2 separate regions of the Mus musculus genome follow, and region 2 is linked to region 1. The links are chromatin loops, found by intact Hi-C in ENCODE. Cell type or tissue: heart. All regions are shown on one strand. Links, peaks and the distances in the headings refer to the core of each region. The heading gives the core; the rest is flanking DNA.

What was found. A loop is a pair of places that touch in the nucleus more often than their neighbours do. Peaks named below come from ENCODE experiments on the same cell type or tissue, not always from the same donor. Only the 100,000 strongest peaks of a DNase experiment are listed, where the experiment ranks them.
Region 2: a loop joins it to region 1, with 2.9 times the contacts of the local background. A loop is called at or near these places in 31 of 42 quality-filtered maps.

What each region holds. Positions count from the first base shown.
Region 1 is chr9:69,359,081-69,367,192 of GRCm38, reverse strand. Rora (RAR-related orphan receptor alpha) reads right to left here. Exons shown (of 11, transcript NM_013646.2): 4 at 5,313-5,454; 5 at 2,632-3,027. Gm15511 (predicted gene 15511) reads left to right here and starts at 2,946. Exons shown (of 3, transcript NR_136934.1): 1 at 2,946-3,197; 2 at 7,300-7,394. In heart, for the core only: no CTCF peak of the experiment used is centred there; no DNase peak of the experiment used is centred there.
Region 2 is chr9:69,476,791-69,484,902 of GRCm38, reverse strand. Anxa2 (annexin A2) reads right to left here. Exons shown (of 13, transcript NM_007585.3): 5 at 5,112-5,225; 6 at 1,839-1,929; 7 at 1,044-1,123. Among named protein-coding and RNA genes, the nearest start is that of Mir3109, 24 kb to the right of the region's middle. In heart, for the core only: a CTCF peak has its summit at 4,352 (motif pointing right); a DNase peak (open chromatin) is centred at 4,352; H3K27ac peaks cover 52 bases.

The DNA.
Region 1 (8,112 bases), core at 3,727-6,226:
AGGCACTAGCTAACAAACCCAGATTAGCACTTTTTATAAAACAAGCCTTGGTTGTTTATCTGGAATGCATGGTTCAGGCACTAATAGAATGCCAAGGGCAAGACTTCCTAGTCGAGGATGAAGGCCTGTGCTGCTCAACATTCTGTGGGTATAATTGTTGAAAGATGGGACTGGACCCAGGATACGTTCATGCACAGCTTACTCTCCTATTGTGCAATTTCACTTGCTTAAATTCTGATGACAAAGTTTAGCTTCCAAGAAGATCAGGATGCCCAGAGGGGCCACACCCTCTCAGAGGAGAAGGGGAGGGACTGTGGGAGGGGTGGACTGGGAAGGGGGCAACTAACTAACAGAGAGAGAGAGAGAGAGAGAGAGAGAGAGTGTGTGTGTGTGTGTGTGTGTGAAGGGACCACAGGACATAGGCTGTGTGAAAATTTCACAGAATAGAAGGCAGCTTTGAAGAAGGTTCAGCCAGTCTTAGGCCATTTTATGCCATCTTCAGCTCCTTTGAGCCACCCTGACACACAAATGTGATAGAAATATACCCCTTTTCAGAAGAATTCTAATTTAGTTTTCAGCTTGGTTCTATTTGAGTCACTTCATCCCGGAAAATGCTATAACCCATGGCTCCCAGACTCAGTGGGAGGTGACTAGTACAGGTGCGTCTACAGACTCGAGGGCACCAGCTCGGTCCTTTATAGCCCTAGTCATGGATTTGTGCACTGTTAGCCAAAATACCATGTGCTGGGGTAAGGCTTTGACTCCATTCTGTGGATCTGTTTCAGCCCCGACTAGCTGGCAGGCAAGCAGGCAGGCTCACGGTCGCTACGGAGGAGAGGCAGCAGGCCTGGGGTGAGTCAGGTCACTTTACGTGGGAACGAGTCAGCTTTCAATCAAACCCTTATTCATTTTTGAAAATTTAATTTTCATTACGGTTCTGCTTCAGGTTCAGCTAACCAAGATCCCATGGCAAAAAAAAAAAAAGGGGGGGGGTTTGTTCTAGTTCGGGGGGAAAAAAATGAAACCCACCTCTGCTCAGCATGGCTTCTAGTTCAGAGGTTTCTCTGCTAATCAAAAGAGCGGCAGTGCACCTTTAGTGCTGTGCGGTGGTTAAAGAGCAGGCTTAAAATGCCCCGGCTCTCGAGGATTTAAATTTAGATCCATAAAGAGATGTTGTGTAAAAACCGTGAAGAACGTTCAATTTGTTCTATTTGGAGATTTTTGGACTGGAAATTTTCACTTAAAAAAAAAAGATGTTTTACGGGGTACAGAGGTGGAGGTGCCGTCTAAGGAACTCAGCCTTTATGGCTGTACTGAGGGTTTCTGTGTTCAAGTCAGAACCCGCTGGGTCTCTGCCACCCCGGGTCTCTGCGGCAGCTAATTGAAATATCCCAAAGGAGTTTAATAAGCCCATGTATAGAATCACTGGGAATAGCAGATCATTTGAAAACTGTAAAGGCTCTTATCAAAGGTTTTCTAATAATAGTGCCATATTTAAAAAATTGATTAAATATAGAGAGGGTGTTAGCATAACGCACGTGAAGGGAACATTTCCATTGTCTGTGTCATCAGTGTTTCTGGGCCATCGTCTCCCCAGAAACAGCTATGCCCTGACAATAGGAAAACAGAATTGTTTGTGTCTCTGCGGTGTTTTGTTTTGATTTCCTATTTTTCTTGTTTTCCTTTTGGCAAAGCGAGCCCTGTATGAAATCTTACCAGTTTTGCCACCAATGGTCATCTTTAAAGCATTCTGGCAAGTTCAGACTTAAGTCACCACAGGCATTTACAATTCACACCAGTGCAGCGAAGCTTGGTTACCTGAGGGCCCGCCAGATGTGTCATCCCCCAAGGGTACCAGCTGGTTACTGGTGTTCACAAATATTGGCCCAATGTAATGAAAAAAAAAATCAAACTCCCCACAAAGAACCGATAAGCTGATTTTTCTCATAAATGTTCAAGTTTATCAGGGTAGGACCAGGACTGAGAGAATGTGCAGCAGGTCCGTGGTACAGTTGGGATCAGAAGAGGAACACTGTCATGTGTGGCTCCATGGTAGGGTGGCTCAGATAATGGTAATATGGCCATCCCTTTGAAAATGCTGGAAAGGAGGATTCTGAATGCTCCCTGTGAATCAATTTTAAGTGTTCAACATGACAGATATGCGACATGCCCCTAGCTGATTATTACAGCATGTTTACATGTACTGAAAAGGCACACTGTCCCTTATGATTTATACACAGCTGTTCAGTGTCAATTAAAAGCTTAAAAATGTTAGCAACCAAGTTAAAGACTTTAAAATATAAATATATGCCTATGGCTTAGATTGGGCTGGTGGACTCCATGTCTGTGTGTGACGTTAGGCATAAAGGAATACCTGGAGTCTAAGTGACTAACCAGTTCAAGTGGCCTTCTCCCGTGCTTACTGTGGTTGCTTACATACATCCTGTCTAGGTTCAGAGCAGTACATTTGCAGTGGACACCCATGAGAAACAATCAGACAGGGAGGCTGGCATCTGAAGCTTGGGCAAGGTGGAGGGGAAATCCTGCCCATTATAGACAATCCCTTGTACCCCTTTCACTTCACAGGGAATGCCCAGAGCAAACCAGGAGGAGCACTGCATACTGCCTTACCTAGTTCTGCCATGGACACGGTTGGGGAAGTCTCTCCGTTGGTGAAGGAACAGTAGGGGAAGAAGCCAGATGCTGGTGTGTAGTCACATATGGGTTCGGGTTTGATCCCATTGATGTCCAATCCCGACTGGTCTGGGGAGGGCTGGATGTCCAGGTAGAAGCTGCTGACGGCTGAGTCGGCCTTGCTGCCCTCGGGGGTGTGCCCATCCATATAGGTGCTGAGGTCATCATGCAGTTCCGTCAGCCCATTGGCTGAGATGTTGTAGGTGGGCGTCAGCGGCTCCGCCTCCCCAGGCTGCTGCTGGTGGTCTCGCTGCTGCTGCTGCATCCGGTGCTTCTGCACCTCGGCGTACAAGCTGTCTCTCTGCTTCTTGGACATCCGACCAAACTTGACAGCTGGGAAGAGAGAAAGCAACGCACACCGTGAACCAGGCAGAGTTATCCTCTCTCAAGCTTTCAGGTTTCCAGAACATCTCAGAGCAAGTCGGCATAAAAGCAAGTCACCCACACGGCAAAAACAACTTCCTCAAGCTGCCCCCAACCCCCTTGCAAACACACCCTCCCAGGTGACAAGCTAGCCCAGGCAACCCTTCTTCCCTTGTTGGTCATGTGCCCTTAGGCTCATTAAGAATATAATGTTTTGATTTTTCTTTTTGAGACAGAGTCTTGCTAAGTAGCCCAGACTGGCCTTGAACTGGTGGCCACCTTACCTCAGCCTCCTGAGGATGACAGGCACGTTGCACCTAGCTCTGTGGTGTCATAATCTGGTCACTTTATATGACATGGCCTGGCCCAGACCCGCCCCCTTACTTTGTAGTGTTTGAGCCGCCAGGCAGAGATGCAAAGATTCATGGGATATACTGGGGCGGAAGCTTCATCTTTTACTAAGTATTCTTTCTATCCCATACATAAGAATCTGGGGCTTCACCGTGAAGCTGTCTATAGTTCCCAGAACTGTATGTCTATGAGAGCTGTGGGCAGGTGTGGCCTTGTCTGTATTTATTTTCTTTTTGGAGAAAATACATTTCACCATATTGCCCAGGTTGGTCCTGAAGTCCCAGGTACAAGCTGTCATCCTCGCCGCCTCTCAAGTAGCTGAGGCACAAACCGGGGCATCTTAGCTGGATCCATCGTTAAAGTGATACTTTGCTCTACAATCATTTAGCCTCAGGTAAAGAGAACATGGGAGGGCAAGGCCTGTAACGTCCCCTGGGGGAGGGTCTGTGTCTGTGGCACTTCTCAGGATCTGGCTGGGCAAGCATGGCAACAGCTTCCTGACTCACTGTCTCGGGTGTTTTTTTTTCCCTGAAACACTCATCCAGATATAGAAAACCTGTTTCCTCCCACCGACGGTGTCATCCCCCTGCCCTCTTGTCTAGGCACTCTACAGACAACGCTTTTTGCTGGAGGGATTTAGTTCTCCTAATTGATTATAGTTAAATTGATTCCTGATTGGGGGGACGACCTCATTTACTTCAGCCTTGTCAGAGTGACGGAGGGGCAGAAGGCAGGGGACATGGAAATGCAGTTGGGAACGAGAGCACTCCACTGACCAGCTGGTGGAGTCGTCTTGCCAGGGGAGGCTGTCTGCCCTTTCTACAGAGGGAACAAGCCAGGAGCTCAGCCATTCTGGGGCTTCCAGAGCTCAGAGAGGGTTGGGCAACAAATCACAACAACTTATGCTATCTTATGACATAGGTGTGTAAAGAGCCACCCTGAAGATACTTAATCTGGGGTGGGGCAGAGGCTATTTTAGAAACCCCATGAGGAAAGCTTCTACTCTAAAGCTACACTTTAACGTTTGTCTTAATAAAATGACGATTATATCCAGTGAGCAAGGGGAAAAAAGGACCAGCCCAAGGAAATGCATTTGTAACAGGCAGCTAGGAACCCTACCTGTCAGTTTGATGCTGAAGGCAGACAAAAGATGCAAAAAGGCTCTCAAGACATGTAGTGCGAGTGAACATGAGCTCGGGTGGCTCTGTTGGCCCTAAGAACAGCTGATGGTAGGAAGGGCAGACAGACACCCCACACCTCAGGAGATCTCTGGGGACGGTCAGTATACTCAGAAAAGTCCTTAAGCTGGACCCACTGCATTTCCTGCCAGTTTCCACGTGTGACTGTCTTGAATCCTGGTGTTATTCCGTGCACTTAAGAGTGGCTGCTTCAGGGAGGGATCTTGAGATGCTCTGTAACTGGAAAGTGGCCTATCCCTAGTTGTCATGCCTTCTCAATGAAGAATAACACCTATCACCCAGCCTCACTCACTATTTTCACACGTTTGGAAGGTGCAAAATTTGACTTTGGCAGGCATTTGACCCAGTTACCGTAAGAACTATTTCCTGCCAAATGCCAGTAGACTTACCAGCATTAGGCAAGTACCAATTTGTCCTGGCTTGGGTTTCCTGCATGAAAGCCCTCAGATGACACATACCTGTAGTTTCTGAAATGTTGACAACCTGAAGCTATTCTGAGTACAGGACACTTCGGTGTCTACCCTCACCGGCTAGTTGGCTGATTCCCATAGATCACGAATAAAGGAAGTGCTATGGATTGTAGGAAGCTGCCAGAGGGGCCCGGGAAAGGGTTGAGAGAGCCTCCCCTGACGGAGCAGCACCCATGTTGCATGCGCGTCTGCCCAGACCCATGCATTTGTCCCATGCCAGCTATGCGAGGCTCACCATCTCGAGACATCCCCACGGCCAGGCATTTCTGCAGCCGACAATGCTGGCAGCGGTTTCTGCTGGTCCGATCAATCAAACAGTTCTTCTGACGAGGACAGGAGTAGGTGGCATTGCTCTGCTGACTTCTCCTGAAAAAGCCCTGTGATTCAGTTATAAATACGGAACAGGTTAGTGTCAGTTCCAGCGGTGATACCCAAAGGCTGGGTACTAAGCGTCGAGTGCCGAATGGCATTAATATTTAATGGAGGGTTAAGCTTGGAGCAGAATCATCCAGGAGGCCATTAATGAAATTAAAGTCACTTTTTTTCCTTGAGTAAAATTAACCCCCAGAGCCTAATCCTCCATCCCTTACACATGCAAAACTTCCTTAAACTTCCACTCAATTGCCTGTGTAAAAGACACATGATCAGGGTGACCAAACAAAGCAGTGTGGGCTGCAGTGACCCCAAAGGATTTGCCTCTAACCTGTATCTCCAAAATACCTTTTCCTTTGGTGCACTTGTGGTGGTATACACAAGAGTATGTGCATGTGTGTTTGTGTGTGCACATGTATGTTCCTATGTGTGCTGCAGAGGCTAGAGGAGGAGCCTTGGTGTCACACTGCCTTATTTTGCTAAAATGGGGTCTCTTACTGTGCCTGGCAATAGGTTGCAAGTCCCAGTGAGCCTCCCATCTGTTTCCCACAGTGCTGGAGTGAGCAGGTGCCCATGTCATGCCTGTGTTTATGTGGATGCTGGGGATTCAAACTTAGGTTCTCATGTGTGTGCAGCAAGTGTTGTGTCCCATGATGTCATCTATATGTCTGGGCGTGCCGTGGTGTTTACCACTCAAGCCTCTGGCCGTTTGGCCATCTTTCACTCCCCGGGTCTGAACCTAACGGTGCAAACAGTTAGATGACACTTGGATTGGCTACTTTAAAGATCAGTTGCACTGCGAATTCCCAGTCCTCACCGGTTGGGAATCAGCAGTGTTTAGAAGAACGGCCTTTAGGCTTGGGTCCAGTGTAGTGATCAGCAGCTTCTCGTCTGTGTTGGGTGCTATGCTGGAGATGAGAGGGTGTGCAAAGGCACACGGGAGCTGCTGGCCTCGAGGTGTGTGCTTACGAACCTCCTGGTTTCCAGTCAGGGACTAGAAGGTGCAAGCCTTTCTTTAGTGATTTTTGTAGGAGAAACCCACAAGCTTCACACGGGTGCAATGTTTCTACGATGGCTGACTGGAAAATTGGTTCTAATCGCCATAGATTTCTCATGCAACACATGTGCTACTTAGAAGCATATTTTATAACTTCCAAAATGCGTGGCAGTGACAGGGCTGGGGATACCGTGTGTGTGTGTGTGTGTGTGTGTGTGTGTGTGTGTGTGTGTGTGTGTATTTCTTCTAGTGGTATCTAAGGAAATGTAGGGGGTTATGTGAAGCAGAGCCACAGAGGGTACAAGAGAGAGATGGTCATCTTCAGGGCTGTCTCTAATGATAAAGACAAATGTCTCCAACCAGGGGACATTAGGGAGTAAAGGAAGGATGCACAAGGAATGTTAAAATATCCACATGCTTCATCCAACACATTTGTCTAGAGGCAGCTTTGGCTGCTGTATCAGAGTTATTAAGGACAGAAATAAATGTGCTTGTCCTGTCAGCCAGGAATCTTTTCTAGAGAAGCAGTTCAAGATTCATCCAGAGGATGCTCTTTAGAGCACCAGATGCCCAAATGTGACTGACTTGAGCTCTAGTACACACTCTTACACTATGGAGTTGGGCGACCACTGAAAATCATGTTTCAGAAATACTGTTTGTATAAAAAAAAGTGATAAAATTGGCTCAAGATCTAAGACCAGTGCAATCTAGTCTGAGAGTGAGAGAGCACCCCATATTTGATGTAAAAGAAACTATGAAAAACTATGCCCCCCAAAGAGAAGAATTGCTGGTCTTGGCTGGTGGGGCCGTTTGTGACTCTAACTTTCTCCTTTTCTCTTTGCTTTCTTATTAGTTCTCTACAGGTCAGTGGATGGCACTCAAAATCTGCCATCAGTGTCCTCACCTGCTGCTTTGTGTGATGACTGGGGTCTGCATGGACCAAGCCAAGTAAGTTAAATGCATGTGAGCCAGGCTCTTCTAACCCACTTTGTAACGAGTTCGGTGTCTTTGAAAGCAGTCAAAATATTTAAAACTGTGTGTGTGTGGTGTTCCCTGGCAAAAAGGGAGTGTGAGAAGTTTTCTTAGAATTTACTAGAAGGAAGCCTAGAAAATATATTTTAAAGCACACCAAGAAGTCACCTGCATGGGTGGTCACTTTGGTCTTTGTCTTTTTATCGCTTTCTTGGGGTTCAGCCACTGTCTACACCCTCTGCGTTTCTTTCACAGGTATTTAAATTTTTAATTTTATTTATTTGTGTGAAGGGTAAAGGGACTGGAGTCTCTCGAGATGGGGTGGCTTGCTCAAAATGCCACCTCCAGCACTTCAGGAAGCCAGGACAGAGATTTCTCCAGAAATCTTTCCAGAACACCCTTGTCCCCTTTGTTTCCACTATAAGTAGCAGGACAGATTGACTCTGAAATTACCATTTCCTTTAGATTCATTCGTTCAGCTGGCCCAGGCTGCCACTGCACAAGCATCTTATCAACGCATGCTCTACTACTGCAGCGGAGGTGGGATGGGGGTCACAGGAGAAATCAGCCTCGGAGTCCAGCATCCCCCTTCCTTTCTGCCCTGAAGCATTATGTCCCCTTTGGTTCGCCTTACCTACCCCACCCACATCGAAATCTGGCTCATTCATGGAGTGAAAGGCAATGAAACTCAGGG
Region 2 (8,112 bases), core at 2,965-5,464, 120 kb before region 1:
GAGAAGCTGAGCCCATTTAAGTCTCATCCGTCAAGCTGTGTATAATGGTGAGACTCATGGCAACTGAGAGTGCCGTGATGATGCAGTATGCAAATGAAGGGAAGAGCTATTGTAGTAAACAGTAGGCTGAGCCCAGAAGTGCTAGGACGGGGCCTGAGCTGAACCCTCAGGGACTGGCAGTTTGGTGGTGGCCAGGGGCACTCTGCATTCACAGGCAGAAGGGGAACAGGTCTACAGGTGAGTGGTACAACACCCAAGGTCATCACAGAGAAGAAGGAAAGAAACACAGTGATGAAGATGGGGGTTCCCAGGCCCAGGGTGAAGGTGGTGGAGCTTTCTGAAAGGGTATAGAAGCTATGGGTTTTGGTCAAAGAAGCAAGATACAAGTAGATTCTAAAAAAGACCCAGAGTCTGCAGTGCCTGGATGGGGAGCAAATGAAGACAGGAGAGTCACAGAGTTGTCACTGTCATGGAGATGCAAGTGGGCCAGGCTGCAACACACTCCTCAGTCACTTGCCACAGGGCTCCCTGAGAGAATTCCCTTCCCTTGAGAGACTGGTGTTTAGGTGCATGCCGGCCGGAACTAGAGATTCACGGGAGACATTCCTTACATCCACATTAATGTGGTAATGTTAGCAAAGTGCCTCAAAGACCCACACATATGCCAAAGGACTAGTGAGGCAAGGTTTGCATGTGCGCGCACACAAGCGAAAGGTGAAAGGAGTGAGGTCACTTTAATGCGTCCGCTGTGGCCACAAATAGAGGCAAAGTGACCTTCCTTTAGTCACTCGGTGCAGGTTAGCACAGAAATCCAGGCCAGAGCTTGGGAGCTGCCCACCCCTCCCCTGGCCCCGCGTCCAGTTGTCCACAGGGTTCTGCAGGATAAGAAATCCTATTAACAAATATGACAGTTCTGCAGAGACGGGAGTGCAGCGGAATTTCTGAGCAGGCACAAGGATTTAGTTAATTCCCTCCCCAGTATAGAAGGAGCTGAGCCTGCTGTGGAAGGAGGCAAGGGGAGGGAGGGAGGGAGGGAGACCAACCTTTGCAAGGGCGACCATCAGCTTTCGGAAGTCTCCAGATGTGTCAGAGATGATGTCCTTCTCCAGATCAGTCTTGTACACTGAGGAGACAACACATCTGGCTTGATGCCCCCCGCAGGCACACCCAAGCACCCAAGCACCCACTACAACGGGTCTGTCACCCACCAAGTTTCAAAACGCAGGCATTGTTGTTTAGTGTAGAAATAGCCTGAGTCCCCAACTGAGGATGGAGTTTCTAGAAGGGGGTCTACTCACAGGAGATCAAATCTAGGGTGACTGTCAGTCTAAGGGACAAACAAGCCTAAGTCAAACCCAGGGGTCCCCGGGTTCTCTTTAATCAGCGAACTTGTCTCTGACTAAAATATTGTTTCTCAAGCTGCTAAGATGGCTCAGTAGATAAAAGTGCTTACAGCCGCATCTGATGACCTGAGTTCCAGGCACCGGACCCCCTCACAGTAGAAGGATAGAATCCGCAGCCTTGAGGGTTGTCCTCTGACCTCCACGACTGTGCCTAATGTGCTAAGTGTGTGCTTGAAACCCCAGTGCTGTGGAGGCAGAAGCAAGGGCATCCCAGGACTCACTAGCCAGCCAGCCTCGACTAATTGGTATGCTCCAGGCTTAGCGAGAACATTGTCAAAATGCAGGTGGATGGCTCCCGAGAACACCACCTGAGGTTGACCCTTCTCTTCATACTCATGAACGCAAGCATGCACGGGAGCACGCATGCAAGAGTGCGCACGGGGATGCACAAACGCTCTGGGCTAAGAGGGTGGGTCTCAGAAGCAGGCTACTCACTTTCCTTGTACACTCTGTTGATCTCTTGCAGCTCCTGGTTGGTTCGTGAGCAGATGATCTCAATGAGGGAGTCCTCGTCAGTCCCCAGGCCCTGGGAAGCAAGACACCCAGACATCAGCAGCCTCCCTCACCTCAGCCTCCCTCGAGGCTGGCCTCCGTCAAGTAAAGAGCAAACAGATGGCTCCGTCAGGGTCGCCCCTCCTGAGCAGCCTGTGCTCTGCTCCTCAAACACTACATAAAGCTGCTTCTTTTCTTTTCTTCTTTTCTTTTCTTTTCTTTTCTTTTCTTCTCTTTTCTTCTCTTTTCTCTTCTTTTCTTTTCTTTTTCACATCACCAGATTCCAAGATGTTGTAAGCAGAACATCTATATTCTACTATGTTTTTGAAAAACGAATGAGAAGAGACAGCCTTGTAGTATCTATCCCTGAGCACCAGAGGAGGCCACGGGGTTCCGACTCGATATCTGTCTTTCTTAGTTCCTATCTCAACCACCCACCATTTTAATAAACAGGAAATAGTTGTCTTCATTGACCAAGAAGTGGTGTGGGGCCGCTGTCAGCAGCTGCCACAGATTAGAACATCTCCTTAGCGGAAAGGTGCTAGTTAGGATGAAAATTCGCCTCTCTTCTTTGAAACGCAAAAATGGCTTAGTGTTTAAAAAAAATGCATCCTGTTACTTCCATTTTTGCTTGATTACTCTGCACTTTTCGGGTATTTAGGAAGAAGGAATAACAAAAGTGCCAAATAAGCCTAGAGGCTAGCACTTTATTAGGAAATGAGAGTTTAATGAGTGGGATATTTGAATTTAATATATACACTTTTGAGCGTGCTAGGGAGCTTGAAAGGACTCAATGAAACGTGTATTTCAAAGCTGGCTTCCTGATCAAAGTCAAGACTTAATAACAAGGGTCTTCTAGTACATGTCTTTGCGAATATAGAGGTACCACTTTGAACTAAGTAGAATTACAACTGTATAAATGTAAATCAATTATAAGGTGTTAATACAATAAGAAAGGTACTTACCCACATGAAAAGTGTGTCAGCTATTAATTAAACTTATTAGAGAGTAGATGCCCCTTTAAAATGTGCCTTGTATAATCTAAGCTAAGCCCCGGGTTAATAGTTAATTTTGAATCTTAGTCTTAATCTAATCTTTGACTCTTCTCCCCAGGATTTTAATCATAGTTTTTTTCACAGGTTCCAGTGAAACCCCAAATCCTTCCCTTGTTAGCCAAAGGTCTACATAGCACTCTGAACCTCTCAAGGGGTGTGCTGAGATGGTCACGGAGCATCTCTGAGTATTTCCAGGGAGAGGCAGGCTTTTCAAAGATGACAGAAATAAAGTCTAACTCATGTGTCAGAAGAAATGCTGGGTCCTGACACCGAGGGAAAGTGAGCCGAGCACAGTATCTCGCCTTCCATCGCCCACACATCGGAGAAGTCTAATAGGGCTTTATCTCCACTTTCAAAGGTGACCTTGGCAATTTCTAAAACTTGGCCCAAGCTTTCCACAGCTTAAGAATAATTCTTATCACAGGGCCAACCTCTCCTGTGACATACGGCAAAACACTGCCACTGGTATTGCCCGATGTGAAAACAGATTTTTTTTGAAAGCATCATTTTTGCTAACGTCACTTGAAGATCTTCGGAAGAGTCACTCAACCATGATAGCTAATGGAAGAGCTGGCGTCTGGTCAAAGATGGTGCAGTTAAAGCGCCTTTCATTGGACCCAGTTACTTGGATTAGTGGAGTGACTGACAGCTCACACAGGTCTGCTTTAAGTCAATAATACCCGACCATAGATACCAGTGAAATCACATAAATCTCAACTAAGTGGATTCTTGACAAAAATAAGATGAACTGATCCAAGTGTTGATAGTTAAAGAAACCTGGGAAAAAATTGGCTTACACATGACCCCAATGGCCCAAAGGCTTGGCAATCTCAGGAATGCTACTATCATCAAAGCTGTTGTTGGCATGAAAGTACACTCTCCTTTTCTTCTTTCTTCTTCTTCTTCTTCTTCTTCTTCTTCTTCTTCTTCTCCTTCTCCTTCTCCTTCTCCTTCTCCTTCTCCTTCTCCTTCTCCTTCTCCTTCTCCTTCTTCTTCTTCTTCTCTCTCTCTCTCTCTCTCTCTCTCTCTCTCTCTAGACAAGGTCTCAGATATCCCACCCTGGCCTTAAACTTCCTTGAGCTTTTGATCCCCCTGCCTCCACTTCTGGAGTGCTAGGATTATTAGCCTGCACCCTGTGCCTGGTGTGTCACGGCACTGACTGGTACCTCCTCTGCAGTACAGCCTGCCTAGGATGCCACTTGAGCTATGCTGATGAACTAAAAAAGAGACAGAGAGAGATTTGACAAATCCTACAGTGGCTCTGGGCTATCAGTTCCAGGGTTCTGGTGGTACTCTATGTGTGAAGGGGCCTCATTCCTAGTGTGTTCTCCAGAAAGGATGACAACCCAACAGGGTGACATACAGCTTCCCCTCATTGAAGATGCCTTACCAAAAAGTACCAGCAGAGGGCAGCCTCAGATTATCCAACATGTCACAAGTACACAGAGAAGGGGCCCTGAGCTTTGCTGTGGCAGACATTTGTCTATCTCTTACATTTGAGTAATATTGGGTAGCTTAGGTGAGCACAAAATCCAAGGACGTTTCTAAACTAGAATTTACTAATTTAACCTCAATTCCCATGTTCAAAATAGCTTTGCAAAATCAAAACTTAGATAACAATATTATGTCCTGCAGAAACTTCCCATTGGATTCAGGTGCCAGTCCCACCCTGATATCGACCCTCACCTGCACTGCATTGCTGATTTTTGGACCAAATCCAAATTTTGGCCCAGCAACGGATTGGGGGGGGGCAGGGGGAAGCCAGAGGAAGCAGCATCCAGGAGGGCATGGGCAGAATCTGCAAGCTTTACTGAACAAAAGCTGTTTTTCTTTCTCCTTAATACCACACATATCCTCCTTAAAAAGGAAGTGTAATCAAGGAAGCAGTTTTCCCAAGAGGCATTCCAATCGCCCAGGTGCCGAGTCTCAGCAGCTGCTAACCATCACTAAGCTGCTAAGCATCAGGAAATTTCTTTGCCGTCGTTAAAAAAGAGAGAGATTGAAATATTTTTGGTTCAAATCCTGACAACTTATAGCATTGGGGGGAAATGACTTCAAATAAGACTCCAACACAACTGACAATCACCTAGTTACACTCAAAAGGCTGTAATTCACAGACGCTAATGGGCAGGTTGACGGATGACACCCCACACGTGTTTACCTTCATGGAAGCTTTTAGTTCCGAAGCATCATACTGGGCAGGTGTCTTCAATAGGCCCAAAATCACCGTCTCCAGGTGGCCAGATAAGGCTGACTTCAGCGCTGACGGGAGCTCCTGTAAAAGGGAGATGTCTCAGAGCTGCTTGGAACCAACGTCCACTCTGGAACCAGCGAGACAGAAATAAGATGGCTCTCTCTGAAAAGCAGGCTGTGTGTGAGTCTTTGACCACTCTGCCGTTTGGGGAGAACTTCCTCGTCCCCTACATCAGACCAGGAGGGCAGAAACCACATGGTAAGGGAATCCACTAACACCCAGGCTGATCACTAGGTAGCTGTAGCTGATAGCTCCTGAGAGGAGAGCTAAGAGTGGAGTCTCAGGGAGATTTCCAAGTCAAGCTGAAAAGAAGTGAGGTAGAAAGACCAGTGGAGTCCTGCAGGTCTATAGAGGTCCCAGGGAAGGCGTTTGTGATGCTGCTCTAGGGTGGGACCTTGTAGCCTGGAGCTAGCTGTGCTAGCGAGGCCGGGGGTGGGGGGGAGGGTGCTGAGCTTTCCCTATGTAAAACACCGCACCTCGCCCTGAGCCATCTCCCATCTCCTCCAGGTTGGGGCGGTGATGAATATGATGTGAACTCCAGCCCCTCAGAGTCCCTTTCAACTTCCTGTTGGACAGTGTCATCATCACGCCACTATCATCATGAACACACAATTTTAATAAAGTCGGAGGTCTGAGGCAGCACTCAGATATGTAGACAGATATCCTTAATTCAGGGTGGCTCTTAAAGATATTTCCTCGGCGACTGGATACTCACCAGCCATGGGAATGGACTAGGCCACAGCTGCACTGAACTGAACTGCATTTATTTTTATGTGGGGTGTGCGTGTTGCATGTGTGTGTGTGTGTGTGTGTGTGTAGGAGCATATGCGGGTTAAGGTCACAGAACAAGCTTAGTTGTCATTCCTCAGGTGCCCTCCACTTTCTGATTGAGATAAGGTCTCTTGTTGGCCTGGAACTTGGCCCTGTAGGCTGGCTGGCCAACAATTTCTGAGGCTCCACAAGCCTCTAAAGGTAACATACAGCAAGTGTCAAGAAAGTCAGACCTGGCATGGATGCGAACAAGCATTAGGCCCAGCCCATTCACCTCCTCCTTCTGGCTGCTGATGCCCTAACCATGCATGGGAGGTAGGAAGGTCTTTCTAAAACAACACATACCAATTATAACACCAGCTTTCCAAATTGGAACCCTGAGGTTAAGTGACTCCCAACTTGGTCTGTCCTTGACACTCCCCCTCCCGCCCCCACCCCCATCTCTGCTCTCACCTCAGGGGACATCTGGGGCACCTACTGGATTTTTCCACTTTGACTTGAATTGCTCAGAATGCCCAGTATAGGACTCAGCACAAATAAAAATCCCAGAAGGGATCAATAGAACAACAACTGTTCTCTGCATAGAGAAACCTTGTGTCTAGCACTAGTTTGAAGGGACAAAGCATAAAATGCAAACTTCCTCCCTGTGTCCCTCTTTTACTAGCTGTGACAGTATCTGCAGCAGCTCACCACCTGGGCAGGGTCCCTCTGTCCCTCTAGACCAGTGGTTCGCAACCTTCCTAGTGCTGCAACCCTTTAATAGGGTTCTTTGTCCTGGTCAGAAAGGCCACGGTGATCCCAGCCACAAAAGTATTTTTGTTGCTACTTCATAACTGTGTGTTTGCTGCTACTCTGAGTCATCAGGTAAACATCTGTTTTCCGGTGGTCTTAGGCGAGTCCTGTGAAAGGGTTGCTCAACCCCTGAAAGAGATCATGACCCACAGACTGTGAACCACTGCTGCAGACCAGTCTTGACAAACAGTGCACCTAAAACAATACTAGGACGTCCTTTTAGAAAATTACCTCAGGCAGTTGCGGCATCTTCCTGTGACAGATAATCACCCTGGACCATTAAGTATCATCAGGGCAGTGGGCTGTCCTTAGCACGCGCTAATGCCTGTGTGTTTGCTGACCCTTCTCATGATTCTAATAATGTGTTTACTCCAACAGGCTCTGCAGGATCTGCGTTCTCCAGCTACCTAACATGAAGCCAAGCTCAGTGTGCACACACAGTTCCAAGGCCACACTGAATGAGCAGTTATTTCCTTCAGTCCAGAATAGTGGATCTCCTGTTCCAACGGGAACTTGGCTCTTGCAGCTCTCAGATCCTTTGGGACAGCCAGAGACATAAAACACTCCCTTCTGAGCCTCACTGCAGAAGATTAACACACGTCATCCCGTGAAAGGAGAATTGTAATGCATGTGGGATGAAGGGAGCTAGCTGCTTTCCCATTTACGTCCTTTCCCAACTGCTTTGGAGCACGGAGGACAGAGCTTCAGCCAGGCTTGACCTGGAACTCCCAGGACCTGGTGGTCACGCCAACTCCAGGGACACACAGTTTCTCCTGGCATTCTTTCAGGTCAATGCTACTGTAGCGGGGAGTGAAAGCCTCAAGTCAGGCGGGAGCCGCATGAGGTCACCCTGATGGCACTGTCCGAATATAAGTCAAAAGCTTTTAATAGCAAAGCGTTAGAGATTAAGTAGCATATCCTTAAAGGTAAAATGTCCTAGTGCTGTGGGAAACTAAGGTGGACAAGACGGGGCCTGCTTTAGCCACGAGTGGACGAGCAAAGGGAAAACACACACAGAAAACTCCATAAACACTAGGAGCGAAGCCTATTGAAGATAGCAGGCTGGACCACAGCACTTCAGCCACGATGAATCTGATAAAGAAGCTGTGTGTGTGTGTGTGTGTGTGTGTGTGTGTGTGTGTGTGTGAGATTTAGAGCTCTCTGAATCAGCTAAATTGACTGTCTGGGGAGCCCCAGGAATCCTATCTAGCGTCCCTAGCACTGGGGTATTTAGCTCTTTTAACGTGGATGCTGAAGATTGAACTCAGATACTCATGCTTGTGTGACAAGCACTTTACCAACAGAGCTGTCTCCCCAGCCCCTCAGTGTAAATGAGAAGCACACG